Regions from separate parts of the Homo sapiens genome. Here region 2 is linked to region 1. Evidence: read pairs that join two places in POLR2A ChIA-PET (ENCODE). Cell type or tissue: endothelial cell of umbilical vein. All regions are shown on one strand. Each heading gives the region's core, and the rest is flanking DNA. Links, peaks and the distances in the headings are about the cores only. Region 1 overlaps ARHGAP17 (Rho GTPase activating protein 17). Region 2 has its middle 44 kb from the start of LINC01567.

Region 1 (2,914 bases), core at 213-2,712:
CATGCAGTACTTTCCACAATAAGCTATATTTTCTTGTATTTATTTTGTGGTTTTATTTTTTACATGAAAGCTTTAACCCATTTGGAATGTATTTTGGCATAGAGCAGTGAAGTGAAGGCTAACCTGGCTATTTTCCCCAGTGCTGACCTGCTGTGTCACACTGTATGTCCTCACTGTCTCATGACGCCTCCCTAGCACACACCACCTTCTTAAACACAGCAGAGCTTGCTCCTGGTGGTATCAGGAGCCGTTTCTCACGTATAGGAACACAGCAGAGTGGCTGATTGGACCAAGGTCACAGACACAGCGAGTAAACAGTACAGACAGGATCTCAAGCCCTCAGACTCAAGTCCAATACACTTTTTACTACAATGCAACTGCCCCAAAGCAGTTTTACGTTGATTAAGCCCTTATCTAAAAGTTTTGAAAACTGAATTAACTAATCGCCAAGAAAGCCAATTCTTGAGGGAAAGTAATTTGATGATCATCAAATCCCATGACAGAACACATTTCTGCTTTGTGGGGGAAAGGCTCCCATCTAGAAAAAGCATGTATTTTGGACACAGGCAGAACAACACACACAGACGCACGAGGTGCACATCTGCAAATAACATTTCTCTAGAGAGCAGCTCCCAGCATGGGAACTGTAACTAAGCATTGCTTGGACAACTGGCAGGCTTTCTTGAGCTGCCGACCATGTGGACGGCTTTTCTTGAATCTTGGGGTTTTTGTCCATGCGCTTGAGGATGTCTGTGAAGTCCATAAGATTATAGGCAAATCTGTGTGTGGATGATTTTTTCTGGCAACGGGGGGGTTATTAAAACCTCTACCTAAATCTACAGGCAGCAAGGTTTCCATTCCTAAAGACTGCCCTGAGATTCAGAGGCTACAATTCAGTCTACTGCCTTGTGACCTGCTAACCACCTCTTCTTTAGAAGTGACATTAGCATACTGCCACATACGCTCCATTAAAACTCCTCTTACCATTTCTCAACTTTCTCCTCCAATTTGTTCCTAAATCTAAAGTGCATTGCAATTGTTTTCTCCATATAGTTGGACTACTACAAATTCAGCATTCTGCATTTAAGATCACCTGCCAACCTCATGACACAAAACAGACACAGAATAAAGCTCAAATAGCAGACACACTAAAAGTTGTGTGGTTCGAAAATGAGGAGAACGTTGCTTGCAAACTTCCATTGGGAACAATTCATATTACAACACTTGTATTTTAGCAGGATTTAAATAGTCCTTATCATGTTCCTGAAATGTCCAATAAAGGTAGAATCATATGCCCTTTACACAATATTCCTATAAACATTTATACAGCTACACACTATTTTGGAGTCTAACCAATTAAATAAGGGATGAAAAAGAAATCATTGAACTAAATAGCAAAAGCAGAAATAGAAGCACAACACTGATAATATTATGTACCTAAAATAACAAAAATGATCAGTTGCATAGTTTAGTAAATAGGCACTATTCTCAATTTAAAAAACAAAAAAAAATACCTGGGAAGCATATAAAAGATTGTACACACAAAGTCATGTGCAATGCTCATCTTGTAGATATCAATTCTCAAAGTTTAGTTCACAGATTTATTAGGCCATAAAAACCTGGGTTTTATTTATTTTTGAACCTTTAGAGCCTAGCCCACAACAGGGACCCAATAAACATCATTTGAATAAATGAGTCCCAACTCAATCAAAATCCTAAATAATTTTTTCTAGAAACTAGAGAAGATGAGATGCCAAAACTCGCCTTTATACAAAAGTAAGAGAGATACTGAAAAAAGAATATTTATTATTATTTTTTAATGAGACAGGGTCTCTTGCTGGAGTGCAGTGGCAGGACCACAGCTCACTGCAGCCTTGAACTCCTGGCCTCAAGCGATCCTCCGGCCTCAGCTTTCCAAAGTGCTGGGATTACAGGCGTGAGCCACAAACCCAGCCTGAAAAAGAGTATTTGTAAGAGACCAGCTCTACCCAATTTAAAACATATTACAGATCAACAGTTATTAAACCATACTGATGCAGGCTAGGTGCAGTGGCTCATGCCTGCAATCCCAGCACTTTGGGAGACCAAGGTAGGAGGATCACCTGAGGTCAGGAGTTCAAGACCAATCTGACCAAAGCGAAACCCTGTCTCTACTAAAAATACAAAAATTAGCCGGGCATGGTGGTGGGCACCTATAATCCCAGCTACTGGGGAGGCTGAGGCAGGAGAATTGCTTAAACCTGGGAGACAGAGGTTGCAGTGAACCAAGATCGCACCACTGCACTCCAGCCTGGGTGACAGAGCGAGACTCCATCTAAAAAAAAAAAAAATGTTGATGCAAACATATACACACACCCAAAGCCATAAATCAATGGAATAGAATAGAAAGCCCAATAAAAGGTCAAAGAAAATATCACAATTATATGTTTCTAAAAAGGAATCATTGTAAAACAATGAAAAAGTGAAGAATTACTGTTCCCTATGTAAATAACATCTACATCAACCCTAACCTGAAGCTCCTCACCTCTTCCCTTGCTCTTTTCTTCAGCCCAAACATGGTGTTCAATGTTCTTCCCAGTCACCGCCCAAGGCTGCTGTCTTAGCCCTGCCGTCATCACCTCTCTGAGCCTACTGCAGTAGCTTCCTATCTGGGTTCCCTTTCCCTTCCTCCCTGGTCCTGACTCCATCGGCTGCCAGCTGACTTCCCACAGCACCAACTTTCTCAACCTTTTGCCGAAAAGAGTTCCCCAAGTTCTACCACAGTAGCCCTCAAACCATCATTCCCCCCTAAAACTGGAACAGAAGCTTTTCTAACGATGGACTTCCACAGATGACGACAGAAGCCAATCAACATCGCCTGGCTCTCAAAAGTTGGTGCTCCAGGCCATGGATGGCCTGTATTTTAGTCCTGCTA
Region 2 (2,914 bases), core at 103-2,602, 370 kb before region 1:
GCGTGAACCCGGGAGGCGGAGCTTGCAGTGAGCCGAGATTGCGCCACTGCAGTCCGCAGTCCGGCCTGGGCGACAGAGCGAGACTCCGTCTCAAAACAAAAAAAAAAAAAAAAAAAAAAAAATTAGCTCGGGGTGGTGGCGGGCGCTTGTAATCCCAGCTACTCAGGAGGCTGAGGCAGGAGAATTGCTTGAACCTAGGAGGCGGAAGTTGCAGTGAGCCGAGATCGCACCATTACACTCTAGCCTGAGCTAGAGTGTTAAGTTTGTTTATTTTTATTCTTCCAGTACAGTGGCTCTCAGATACATATCTCTGACCCCATCTAAGAGATTCTAATTTATATGGTCTGCACTGTACTCTGGACACCAATAGTTTCTTTTCAACTTTTATTATAGATTCAGGGGTTACATGTGCAGGTTTGTTACAAAGGTATATTGCATGATGCTGAGGTTTGGAGTAAGAATGCCCTGGTAGTGAGCATAGCACACATTCAGTTTTTTTTTCTCTTGCCCCAATTCCTCCCTCTCCCATCTTGTCCTCCCCAGGGGACACCAATATTTTTTAAACCCTCTTCAGATTGCTCCAATGTGCCACCAGGTTTCAGAATCGCAAATCTAGTGGTCACTCTTGGTTTTTATTTGTTTTTAAAATGTTTTATATGTACAGAAATATAACACACACAGGAAAAAAAGAACATAAAGCAAACAAAGCTAAACATTTTTACATTGAGAAATGAAATATTGCCAGCACCCCAGAAGCTGCCCGCATGACTCATTGCAATGTATCTGAAATTTCATAACAGATATCTTTCTATGAGAATCTAGACTTATTCTGCCTCTGTAGCCTTCCTTGGAGCAATTCAAGCCATAGCATACTTTCAAGCCTTTTCCTGCTTGAACAACACTGAAATCTGATGAAATCGTAGCTCCAGATTTAAAAAATTTTTTTACATATACACATTCACATTTATGTAAAGCATATGTTTTACCAAGTTTTTTTAGATACTATTTCTTTTTTTTTTTTTTTTTTGAGACGGAGTCTCACTGTGTCGCCCAGGCTGGAATGCAGTGGCACTATCTCCGCTCACTGCAAGCTCCGCCTCCCGGGTTCACGCCATTCTCTTGCCTCAGCCTCCTGAGTAGCTGGGATTACAGGCACCCACCACCACGCCCGGCTAATTTTTTTGTACTTTTTAGTAGAGAGGGGGGTTTCACCATGTTAGCCAGGAAGGTCTCGATCTCCTGACCTCGTGATCCACCCGCCTTGGCCTCCCAAAGTGCTGGGATTACAGGCGTGAGCCACCGCGCCCAGCCTGTTTTTTTTTTTTTTTTTTAATCTACAAATTCCTTTCTCTAGGATTTGCAGTGGTGTCAGAAGCTAAAGCATCAGTCCAGATGAGAATTCCATAAAGTTCAGGAGTAAATGTATGGCCCAACCAGGTAGTTTATATTCTAGAGATGGGACCCTGTATCCTTCTTGGTAGCTAAATATTATCTGGGGTACTGCTCACCTGCCGCAGCTTCTGTGGCTAACCCGAAGTGTCCTAGCTTGGAGGGCTACACATGTGGCTGTGACCTGGAGCAGTCACTGGTGACAGCCTCTCCTTCTCCTCCCCTACATCAGCCTCGATTGTTTCGGAGGCCCTATTAAGAAAGGCTGTGCTTCACAATCCGGGTCAGCTTTCAAGTTCAGTGCCTTCCCCAAGCAAATTATTTATTCCCGTGTTCAAAAAGTAGCTCTGGGGTCTTCATCCTCAGAGCTTGATCATCCTGGAGCTACCAGGCAGAAGGGCGGCTTCTGACCCAGCTGGGGCCCTGTAAAATTAATTAATTATCTTAATGACTGCCCCGGGAGACCTCTCTCGCTCTTAATATTTGTTTACTCTGATCTTGGATTTCCCGCAGGCTTCCTTGGGAAGAACTGCCTTCCCTCAGGAGTGTTTAGCATTGAATTTCTCTACCCTGGTTCTGCCATTGATTTGACCCCTGATGTGTTCTTATAGGATTTCCTCACAACTTCTGATCTGCTAACAGGTCTCTTTCATGTTTTCTTTTCTTGCTTTTTTTTTTTTTTTTTTTTTTGACAGTCTCGCTCTGTTGCCCAGGCTGGAGGGCAGTGGCGTGATCTTGGCTCACTGCAACCTCTGCCTCCTGGGTTCAAGTGATTCTCCTGCCTCAGCCTCCTGAGTAGCTGGGATTACAGGCGCCTGCCCCCATGCCCGGCTAATTATTTGCATTTTTAGTAGAGATGGGGTTTCATCGTGTTGGCCAGGCTGGTCTCGAACTCCTGACCTCGTGATCTGCCCGCCTCGGCCTCCCAAAGTGCTGGGATTACAGGCATGAGCCACGGCACTTGGCCATCTTTCTTGTTTTCTAGCAATTTTGGATTTATATGTAAAATTTGTATGTATGTATAAATATAAAATATAGTTGATGCTTAAACAACATGGGTTTGAACTGCACAGTTTACTTATACATGGATTGTTTTCAATAAAAGTCACACTAAGGGCCAGGCTCATGCCTGTAATCCCAGCACTTTGGGAGGCCAAGGCGGGTGGATCACCTGAGGTCAGGAGTTGGAGACTAGCCTGACCAACATGGTGAAACCCCGTCTCTACTAAAAATACAAAAAATTAGCTGGGTGTGGTGGTGGGCGCCTGTAATCCCAGCTACTTGGGGGACTGAGGCAGAAGAATCGCTTGAACCTAGGAGGCGGAGGTTGCAGTGAGCTGAGATCGCTCCATTGCACTCCAGCCTGGGTGAAGGAGTGAGACTCCATCTCAAAAAAAAGAAAAAAGAAAAAAAAAAGTTATACCAAGTGTGCCTGCCTCTTCTGTCTCCCTTTCTACCTTCTCCACCTCTGCCACATCTGAGACAGCAAGAGTAACCCCTCTTCTTCCTCCTCCCCATTAACCTA

The links. ChIA-PET counts read pairs that join two places held together with the same protein. Peaks named below come from ENCODE experiments on the same cell type or tissue, not always from the same donor. Only the 100,000 strongest peaks of a DNase experiment are listed, where the experiment ranks them.
Region 2: POLR2A ChIA-PET joins it to region 1 with 5 read pairs; 2 of 35 experiments call an interaction of 5 or more read pairs at or near these places.

The regions. Positions count from the first base shown.
Region 1 is chr16:24,999,764-25,002,677 of GRCh38, forward strand. The region is part of intron 1 of ARHGAP17 (Rho GTPase activating protein 17); the gene reads right to left. Among named protein-coding and RNA genes, the nearest start is that of ARHGAP17, 14 kb to the right of the region's middle. In endothelial cell of umbilical vein, for the core only: no CTCF peak of the experiment used is centred there; no DNase peak of the experiment used is centred there; H3K27ac peaks cover 207 bases.
Region 2 is chr16:24,625,641-24,628,554 of GRCh38, forward strand. It overlaps a transcript of TNRC6A not described here. Among named protein-coding and RNA genes, the nearest start is that of LINC01567, 44 kb to the right of the region's middle. In endothelial cell of umbilical vein, for the core only: no CTCF peak of the experiment used is centred there; no DNase peak of the experiment used is centred there.